Linked DNA regions of Mus musculus: region 2 is linked to region 1. A link is a loop called in an ENCODE intact Hi-C map of the cell type or tissue named here. Cell type or tissue: left cerebral cortex. All regions are shown on one strand. Links, peaks and the distances in the headings refer to the core of each region. The heading gives the core; the rest is flanking DNA.

The links. Hi-C counts contacts between places; a loop is a spot of excess contacts. Peaks named below come from ENCODE experiments on the same cell type or tissue, not always from the same donor. Only the 100,000 strongest peaks of a DNase experiment are listed, where the experiment ranks them.
Region 2: it touches region 1 in a loop (5-fold over the local background); 4 of 42 quality-filtered maps call a loop at or near these places.

What each region holds. Positions count from the first base shown.
Region 1 is chr1:64,461,371-64,466,755 of GRCm38, forward strand. No RefSeq gene overlaps it. Among named protein-coding and RNA genes, the nearest start is that of Gm36148, 53 kb to the right of the region's middle. In left cerebral cortex, for the core only: a CTCF peak has its summit at 450 (motif pointing left); a DNase peak (open chromatin) is centred at 2,662; H3K27ac peaks cover 300 bases.
Region 2 is chr1:64,511,291-64,516,675 of GRCm38, forward strand. No RefSeq gene overlaps it. Among named protein-coding and RNA genes, the nearest start is that of Gm36148, 2.8 kb to the right of the region's middle. In left cerebral cortex, for the core only: no CTCF peak of the experiment used is centred there; a DNase peak (open chromatin) is centred at 3,088; H3K27ac peaks cover 2,036 bases.

The DNA of each region.
Region 1 (5,385 bases), core at 299-5,298:
TGTGGTGATTTAAATAGGCGTGGCACCCATAGATTCATGTGTTTGAAGGCTTGGGCCACAGGTATGGCCTTGTTGGAATAGGTGTGGTTTTGTGAGAGAAAGTGTATCATTGTGGGGGCAGGGCTTTGAGGTCTCCTATGCTCCAGCTCTGCCCAGTGTGGAATTCTAATCTCCTCCTGACTGCTCAAGATCAAGACGTAGAACTCTCAGCTCCTCCAGCAGCATGTCTGCCTGCATGCTGCCATGCTTCCCGTCATGGCGATAATGACCTAAACCTCTCAAACTGTTAAGCCAGCCCCAACTAAATGTTTGTCTTTATAAGAGTTGCCTTGGGGGCTGGAGAGATGGCTCAGAGGTTAAAAGCACTGGCTACTCTTCTAGAGATCCTGAGTTCAATTCCTAGCAACCACATGACAGCTGATAACCACCTATAATGAGGTCTAGTGCCCTCTTCTGGCCAGCACACATGTGTGCAGGCAGACGGCTATATACATAATAAATAAATCTTTGTTGGGCAGTGGTGGTGCATGCCTTTAATCTCAGCACTTGGGAGGCAGAGGCAGGCAAATTTCTGAGTTTGCGGCCAGCCTGGTCTACAGAGTGAGTTCCAGGACAGCCATGGCTATACAGAGAAACCCTGTCGCGAAAATAAATAAATAAATAAATAAATAGGAGATGCCTTGGTCATGGTGTCTCTTCACAGCAATGGAAACTTTTAACTAAGACAAACACAAATAGCCTCAAGTCACCCGAGACGCTAACTGCATTTAAAAACTATCTCTATCTGTTGTCTCTGAGAGTCACATTTTATTAGTAAAGACATACACAGCTTGAGAATCAAAGGATGAAAACAATCCAGCAAGTGAATGGAAGTTAAAAAGAACCTGGCATAGGTATTTTAACATCTAATAAAGTTGTTCTCAAACCAAAATCAGTCAAAAGATATAATGAATGCCACTGCATACTAATAAAGAGATCAACCCACCTAAAAGACTAAACAACTGGATGTGCACCAAATGCTGGAACACCCAATTTAATAAAGCAAAGACCAATAGATATAAAAGGTCTGACAGGTCATGCTAAAATAATAGATGACTTTAATACTCCAAATAAAAGTCATAAAAGAAGCTTCATAGCTATATACTATATCATAGACCAAACATACTTAACAGATATATCTGAAAACATATATGTGTGTATATGTGTATGCATATATGTATATGTGTGTATGTATACATTTATATACACACAGTATATATATATATATATGCATATTATATATATAGAGAGAGAGTCCATCCATCAAACACATATACACATACACACACACATACATACAGTCCATCCATCAAACAGATATAAAATACATACTCTCTAAGCATCCTATAGAATATTCTGTAAAACAGACTGCATTCTATATCACAAAGCAAGTATTAACAAGCACAAAAGAATCAAAGTTATTTTTTCTATCTTATCAGATCACAGTGGTCTAATACTAGAAATCAATTGAGAAACTATAGAAATTACCTGAATATTTGGAGATGGAATAATACTTTGTTGAATGACAATGGTTCAATTAAGAAATCTGGAAGAAAGCTTTAAAGAAAATCCTAGAAACACATGAAAATGAGAAGTACAACATACCAGGACCTCTGAGATTTGGCTAAAGTAATTCTAAGAATAAAGTTAATGACTAAGAATGCTTGTGTTTAAAAGGAAAAAAATTAGAGTGATCTCAAATAAATAGCCTAATGATGCACCTCGAAGGCCTCTGCTCCATCCATTTCTTTGGGGCACAGGACAAAGCCTGGTTAGGCAGCCACACAAGCCATGGAGAAGTAGGAAGGCAGCCAGTCTTCACTGGCTTCCCCAGGCTGAGTAGCTACTCTGGGCAGCCCACTCCAGACTCACATCACGTAAGTAAATCACCCACCTTCCCCACTGAAGCCCAAGAAGCTGCATCCCTCTGCCATGAGCTGAACCCAGGCTTGTTTCTCTCCCATACTGACTTTGAAAAGCACCTCTTTGAAGTCTTGGTGAATGACTGTGGGGAGAAATATGAAACTGGGAGGAGGAAGAAAACACTGAAGGAAATAAGTATCACCAACAGAACATTGCATAATATTTACAGGTTGGATTATTTTGAGAAATTACTTGGAAATTAGACAGATTTGCTACATTTTTTTCCCTGCAAGTTCCCATCTTTTTTAAATGAAATCATTGATCATGTTTTCTCCTCTTGTCGTTATTTTCTTCTCGAAGATCATCTAATAGGTAGCTTTTGAATAATCTTCCAGTAGACTTTTTCTAGTTAATTTTAGTTAGCATTTCTTACTCCAAAATTAAACTCTACTATGACATCTAGAATCTTCCAGACAGTGTTGGGTTTGAAACATTATGTAGTGTGTTCTTAGAGTTGGAAAAGAAAAGAAATTTTAAGACACTCTACAGAGCCTGAGCCAGTCTCAAACTCACCACCCCACACACACTCCATACCCACACCCACACCCACAACCTCCCAAGTACTAACATTATGGACATGTGGCACCACACCTGGCTAAGTCAAAAATCTTCTTCACTCTTAAATCATAGCTGTGGCATAGAGAAGTCTTTATGCAACTTCTAAGGCATATAATTGGAATAGCCGTTCTGAAAATGCTAAAGGGATCAACTTGTTCTTTCAGATGCTGGGAGTGTCCTGGTTAGCACAGCTACAGCGTTAATCTTTCAGTCAGAGCAGAAGCAGAAGTATGTAAGTCGGGCTTAATATTTTTAGCACTTCTCGGATAGTTTAACTTGAGTGAACTCCCTTGAAATGTTGATGTGTCAAACTGCCATCTGCTACAGCTACAGCTACGCTCACATTCAGACATCCAAGGAAGAAGCAATTCTCTCCTTGCTTAACTATCCTGTAATTAAGTCTGCATTAGTTGGTGACTTAGTGGAACAAGTGTTTTGTTTACCACCAACCGTCAACACCCATCACCTTTGATTGTGAGGGTTTCATATTTAACTCAGTCACTGGGGGAAAATATTCTAAAATAAACTTATTAAATGAAAAGCCAAACTTACCAAAAAAAAAAAAAAAAGAAGAAAGAAAAACAAAACTTGCTTGGCATTTACTCAAGATCTGCGAACTCATAAATAACTAAGAGATGAAGTTTAGGACCGATGAATTGCTGCCGAGCATGGGAAATTTATGTTCTAGGGAGTCTCTGGCTCACAGATACGTAAATTGTATGCATCTCTTAAATACAAATGACTGTGCCAGCCAGTTGCCCCCACCTATGTACCGACCCAAGCTACCCCTCCTGCTCTGCTGTCATGATTATGTATCTTTCCCCCCTGATTTCTCTCCTTCTCTTCCCCAGCTACCATCTTGGATTAATTAGCAATGAATCTACAGGGCAGTAATGAAGGGAAGTGTGATAGAAGACAACCCAAGTCCTTCCTGTCCCCAGTGCACCTGTCCTTTCAAACATTCCGCATTGCCCACGTTCCAGCTGGGTGAGCCACCTTATCGTGGCATATAAAGTCCTCCAAGACTGGGTTTTGGCACCTTCTCTATTACCTTGTTTTAAACATTGGCTAGTTTGCAGGGAGAACTCCTACCCCCTTTGTCTTGAGCATCACGCTCCTTTTGTACTCTTTCCCAATTTAACATCTTCCGTTGTACAGATTGAGCAACCTCAGGGGGAAAAATGTCATTCCTCCGTATCTTCAGTGCCTAAGTTCTTCCAAAGTGTCTGGGCACTAAACTGACTTTTTAAAAACAGTGCTGACCCCCTACAAAGAAATCTGATAGTATTATTAATAAATGGCTGGGACGCTTTTCACATGCTTCATCCTGCTCAAGCCTGCTCTTCACTCTCCATGCTCCAAGAGCTACTGACATGATAAGGAAAGAGCCTGGAATCCATTACGTTTCTCTAAATGAAGCTGCCTAGGTCGTTCTGTCTTCCTGTCATGCTGAGATGCAGTTATCAGCTAGGAGAACATTTGTCTCTAAGTAGAAAAGAGATGTCAGGTGCCACTGGAGTGTCCCATGTTTTTGTTAAATAGACTGAGCACCTTATACGCAAAGAGAAGACTAGGTTATGGAGCCAGCCTTTACATATTCTACTACAAATAGCTATAGCTACTGTCCCCTTTCACTCTTGTAATTATGTTCTGAGGTCTTGGTGTTGTCCCTAAGAGCTCAGAGCACAACTTCTCTCCCCCATTAATGACTATACAGTATAATGCTACCAACCAGAGTTAAACATAACTGTGACTGGCCAGGCATAGTGATACATGCCCATAACCTCAACTACTTGGGAGACTGAAGCAGTGGGACAAGTTCAAGACCAACCTGGGCTAAACCATGAGACCCTCAAAACAAACCCCGCAGAAAGTGTAAACACAGAATAGGCACCTGCAGAAATGTGTACATCCTTAGCAAAAATACTAAAATTGGTGATTAGGCCCCAATAATATACAGCTGCATGTCAGTGTAACATGTACTGAAGAACAATAGCCTAAGTTAGGAGCAAACTTGGGTGAAAATAAACAGTGTTTCTTCTATGCTTTATCTTTATTGAGAAAATGTGAAAAATCATTTAATGGGTGTCTTGAACAAGCTGTATGTATGTTCTAATGCCTATTAGAACCAATACATACCACAGGTTTAGAGATGGCTTCAAAGGATTTTTTCTTTTTAGTCCCTGATGAGTGCTTGTGTCAGGCCCTGAGGAGAGCAGAAGAAAGGAGGGGAGTTAAAAAGAAAGTCAGCTCAGAAACAGTGCAGCAGTAAACAAGGAGAAGTTAAAGGGCTTTTCAAAGTCAATGAGGGATGACTCTACAGCTAAAAGAAGCTCAAGAACCAGTCCTTCTCAGAAATCTGAGCTGGCAGGTTTGATGCCCCCACAACACCCCCAAATCCTAGACCATCAACCCCCGCGAAATAAAAGCCCAAGACTGCGCTCCTGAGCTGAGAATCTGACTCCAGCTGACCTTGGCAGGCTCAGAAATGTGGCAATCCCTTGCTTAGTCTACTTTGCTTGCTCTTACAGAAGACTCAAGACTAGGTAGCTTTAAGGAATAGAAGTTATCTAACACATAGCCCTGGAGGCTGTGAAGTCTAATCCTGAGGGTTTACATCTGGCAAAAAGCCTTTTTGCTAGGCAGTAACATGTCAGAAGATTATCACACAGAGAGTTGAAGTTAGGTTTATAGGAAACCCTCTTGCAATAAGTAGCCTTCTCCACAGCACTGAGAACAGCATAAATCCACTTCTGAAGGGAGACCTCTCAGGACCTAACATCTATTAAAGGTCCCACGTCTCAGCCCTGCTGCATTGGAGATTAAGTTCCAGCACTTAGACTTCGGGATACATATTCAAACAAT
Region 2 (5,385 bases), core at 227-5,226, 50 kb after region 1:
CAAGTTGCAGTGGCCAGGTATTTTTTTTTTTCTCACAGAAAGCCAAGTAATTAGCATAATGCATTAATGTCAAAGTAGCTCATTGTTTAAAATTGCTGCGCATCATCAGAGTCTTTAGCGAGTAGTAATGTTTTTTTCTGGTGGAAGGTTTTGCCTGGATGTTGAAGGCTGCTGACTGGCAAGTTGCTTGCTGAAAGTAGGGTGGATACAGAAATTTCTTCAAATAAGAAGTTAGTAAAGTCTGGAAAATATTAACTCTTCTTTTCACGAACTACTTCTGTAGCCTGTGAGGTTGTTTGGTAGCATTTGTTCGTTGACCCTTCCAAATAACCCAGGCTGGTCTTGAATTGAGAAATAGCTAAGGGTAACTTTGAACCCCTGATTGTCCTGTCCATCTTTCAAGTGCTTGAATTACAGGAGAGTGCCACCACACCCAGATATGTATGTATGTATGTATGTATGTATGTATAATTATACACTATTGTATATATGTACAATGTATTTATACATGGCATACATAAATATAAAATAGATATAAAACTATGTAATTTTAATCACATTAAATTTTTTCAAATTAAGAGCCAATATTGTCAAACCCTATCACTGCTTTCCTAACTAAGGTTATCTAATATTCACATGTGTTATCATTTCAACATAGCTCTCAACATCTTCATCAGGAGTAAACTTTTTTATTTTGTTTTGTTTTATTTTATTTAACTTATTCAGTTTACATCCAGATCGCTGTCCCCACACCCAGTCACCGCCCCCACAGTCTCTTCCCCTCCCCCCAGGAATAAACTTCTTGAGATAAATCTCTTGAGACTATTACCTTTGCTCATCCATAAGAAACAGCTCATCCATTATAGTTTTATCATGAGATTGCCGCAGTCCAGTTCCATTTCCAGGCCTTTTACTTGAGCTGCTATTTCCAATACATCAGTAGTGACTTCCCCCCTGAAAGTTCAACTGCCTCACAGCCAGCTGTGAGGACTTTCCTCATGTTAATAGAATAGATTCACCTTAATATTGATTTTCTTGTCATTGGCTCTTTATTTTAGACCTCATAACTTACTGATTCATTGTGTTAACACTGAAACATCACCAAAATTGATAAGAAGTACAGTTTGTGGCTCTGACACTATTAGTTGGTTTTGACTACAAAATATTAGAAGGCACAGTATACATGGATGTACATACCCCATGAATAAATACAAATGAAATACCCACCGTATTTCTATTCTTCATAAGAGGAATGTGTATTCAGTAGATTTGAGGCCCTTTATTTTCATATTTGTGTAGCATAAGAGTAGCAAAATATAGCAACCCTGTTTTACTCTTATTGTATACATTTTACATGAATAAATACACATAAAATGCATCCATCGCCATCCTCAGCTGGAGTTACAGGCGGTCAGGAGAGGTCTCGTGTGGGGGCTGGGAAACAAGCCAGAGCATACACTCTTACTGACCCCAAACAAACTAAGTCCTGGGAAGTTCAAACTCATCTTCTGCAGCTTCCTCTCTTCTCTCTGCCTTTGTAGAAGTGAAGAGAGGTGGAGTCTTACTGTGGATAGGTCTTGGCTAGGAGACTATTGGACTGGCACCGTTGCATCTACTACTTAGTGGCTTGGTACAAGAGGCCTAGCTTTCAGCCTCTCCTGACTTTTCTACACGCTGTTCTCCCTACGCTTAACGATTTTCAGGTTTTGATTTAAAGCAAGAGGTGCATTCATCAATCTTCTTTTCCCTAGAACACCTTCAGGGTACTGGAGGGAAACTAACTGGTCTGATTTCAATGTTACTATGTCTCAGGGACTGGGAAGGCTGGAGGAGAGGAGGATACCGGGAACAAACAGTCTGAACACAAATGTTTACTGATTTGAGTTGACCGATATGAATAAGGTTCATGACACCCCAAAACAACATAAGATAATAATGAAGAAGTTTGAATTTCTGTGAGAATTAACAAAACGTGACCCAGAGTCACAAAATAAGCCGGTATAAAGACGGCTTGGATGTATTTGTGACACACAGGATTGTCACACACCTTCAACTTGAAGGATCTTCAAATCACAATAAAATAGGTGTAGTACACTAAACTGAGATAGCCTTGGAATTCCTGACCTGAGGACAAATCCTTAGTGAGGGCCTTCCCTGCCTGTCCCCATCTGTCACCCCACATCTAGATGCTCTCTCTACTTAAGTCAGCCTCTCCTGTGTTCAATGGTTTTCTTCCCCTCTGCTCAGGCCAATGAACAGACAAAGGCTATATTAGGGCCAAGGAGGGTACTGAGGCTAAAAGGATGATTAAAAGCTTGCTCCTGTCTTTGAGGTATTTATAGATTGTGGGTTAGACAACTGCATGAATGGGTAATAGTGAACATGCATGATAGATGCCCTGCTTCTCTGCTTCAACAAGTTCTGATATGGAAGGGACAATAAAAACCAGCCCTGAGGGGGAGAGAAGGGTGTACGTTAAACTCTTTTGGCTTCCTCACCTTGTATTACAGATCTGTGCTGGCTAGATTTATGTCGACTTGATACAAATTGTAGTCATCTGAGAGGAGGAAACCTCAGTTGAGTAGATGCCTCTGTAAGATTGGGCTGAGGGCAAGCCCGTGGAGCATTTTCTTAATTGGTGATTGATGCTGGAGGACCCAGCCCATTGTGGGTGGAGCCATCCGTGGGCTGGTGATCCTGGGTTCTGTAAGCAAGCAAGCAAGCAAGCAAGCAAGCAAGCAAGCAAGCAAGCTAGCAAGCAAGCAAGCAAGCAAGCAAGCTGAGCAAGTCATGAGAAACAACCAGTAAGCAGCAGTCCTTCATGGCCTCTCCATCAGCTCCTGCCTCCAGGTTTCTGCCCTGTTTGAGTTCATGTCCTGGCTTCCTAAAGTGTAAGTCCAATAAACCTTTTCCTCCTGAACTATTTGGTCGTGGCGTTTTGTTATAGCAATAGACACTTTAACTAAGAGAGGATCTTTCCAGTAAGAATCCCTGAGTGTAGCGACCCACTTAGGCAGTGTTTCAGTTATAGATTTTCACATCTTGGATGATGTAGGCCACGAGAGCATATGGTATTTACTTAATCTTGAACTAAAGATGGTAGACCAGGTTATATAAAAGTTCTGAAGATGATTCAGTTCCAGCTTCCTGTGAAAAGCACAAGAAATTCTGATACACCGTTACAAAGGCATTTTCTACCGGCCGGGCTCAAAGCCTCAGCTAAAAAACAAAATGCTTAACACCATGCCATAAACTACAGAGAAGACAGTAACATTTACAGAGCATCTGACAGTAATATACTGCAGGTTTGGTTCATGAACAGTCTAATCCAAAAGATCACAGATTTGTTAGGAAGGCTGTCTTAGTTAGGGTTTTACTGCTGTGAACAGACACCAAGACCAAGGCAAGTCTTATAAAGGACAGCATTTAATTGGGGCTGGCTTACAGGTTCAGAGGTTCTGTCCATTATCATCAAGGTGGGAACATGGCAGCATCCAGGGAGGCATGGTACAAAAAGAGCTGAGAGTTCTACATCTTCATCTGAAGGCTGCTAGCAGAATACTCGCTTATAGGCAGCTAGGATGAGGGTCTTAAAGCCCATACCCACAATGACACACCCACTATATCAGGGCCACACCCTCTAATAGTGCCACTCCCTAGGCCCAACATATACAAGCCATCACAGTCACCTTCATTCACATTTGAGAATATATGTGCCAAAGGTCTCTTGTCTTAAAAGGACACCAGAACTGAGGATGACTCTGTTCCAACCAATGGCTTGTGACTGAACAGACTTTTAAAAACATCTGTTTGCTTGTTTGGGAGTGGGGTCATGTGCCAACAGTGAATGTGGCAGTCAGGGGACAATTCTATGGAGTCAATTGTCTCCTTCTACTACTTGGACCCTGAGGTTTGAATTAGGTTCAAACTTGGTGGCAGCTGCTTTTACAGGCTGAACCTTCTCATCAGAAGTGTTTTGATGTGATTCCCAAATGCAAGGCCCTTATACAGAGGAGGCATAGACACACACACACACTCTCATCGACATCTGGTTATTAAAAAGACATTTCCCAGGCTGGTGAGATGGCTCAGTGGGTAAGAACACTGACTGCTCTTCCAAAGGTCCTGAGTTCAAATCCCAGCAACCACATGGTGGCTCACAACCACCTGTAATGAGATCATATAATAAATAATAAATAAATCTTCAGGCCTGAACGACTGGAGCAAGTGTGGCTGACCGGAGGAAGCAGAGGCCCTAAAAATTCAATTCCCAACAACCACATGAAGGCTTACAACCATCTGTACAGCTACAGTGTACTTACATACATAAAATAAATAAATCCTTAAACAAGGTAGGGGGCAGGGCGGTGATAGCTCACACCTTTAGTCCCAGCACTTGGGAGGCAGAGACAGGTGGATTTCTGAGTTCAAGGCTAACCTGGTCTACAAAGTGAGTTCTAGGACATCCAGGGATATACAGAGAAACCCTGTCTCAAAAAAAACAAAAAAAGAAAAAAGAAAAATATGCAGAGAAAAAGGACATTTACACTCAAGACTCTTGTTGTGAGAGGTTCTTACTCTCACTTGTGGGAAAGTGGGAAGATTAAAAAACACTTCTTTTCAGTTCTAGGAATGTCTTGCACAGCGTGGTGACTGGAATTAGTAATAATGTACCATACACTGCAGAATGGATTTTTTTGAGACAGTTCTCACTACAATTTCTTTTTTAAAAAAGAATGTTTGGTAATGAAAATGCTAACAGCTTATTGAATCAATTCACATACATCAAAACATCACTCCCTGCTTTGTAAATATTCACAATTTTCATTTGTCAGTTATACCCTCACAAATATGGGGGCAATCCCAAGAGAGTGTAATGCTTTAGCATTTTATTATCAACAGAAATAAAGTTTCAAAGTAGAAGCAAAATAGAAATGTATTTCTCCCTTCCTATTGTCACTACACAAATGAAAAATGTCTCTTAAATTGCTGCAAAAGGGTGTATGAGGAGGAACCAAGCCTTGATGGGAGGAGTTTTAAATACAATGATCTTCGCCTTCACCCTATTCGTAGATAGATGTCACTGATGCAAGTGTAACAGAAAATGAAAACTTGAGAAAGTCTTTCTAAGTGTCTGAACACATACGTCAGATACCTCCACATGATTAATTAGAGGAAGCCCAGGAACTCAACACTACAGGCTAAACATAATGTTACCCCTCTCAAATGTAGACCCTGGCTGTGTTTTCCGTACATAGTATCCCATACCTGGGTTTGGCTAATCAGGATTCCTGCTAGGGTGTAAATCTGCTCTGATCGATATCTTCCAGTGTTACCAAAACATCTCTCATGACAACAAACCCAAGCACAGAACCGTTTTATCTA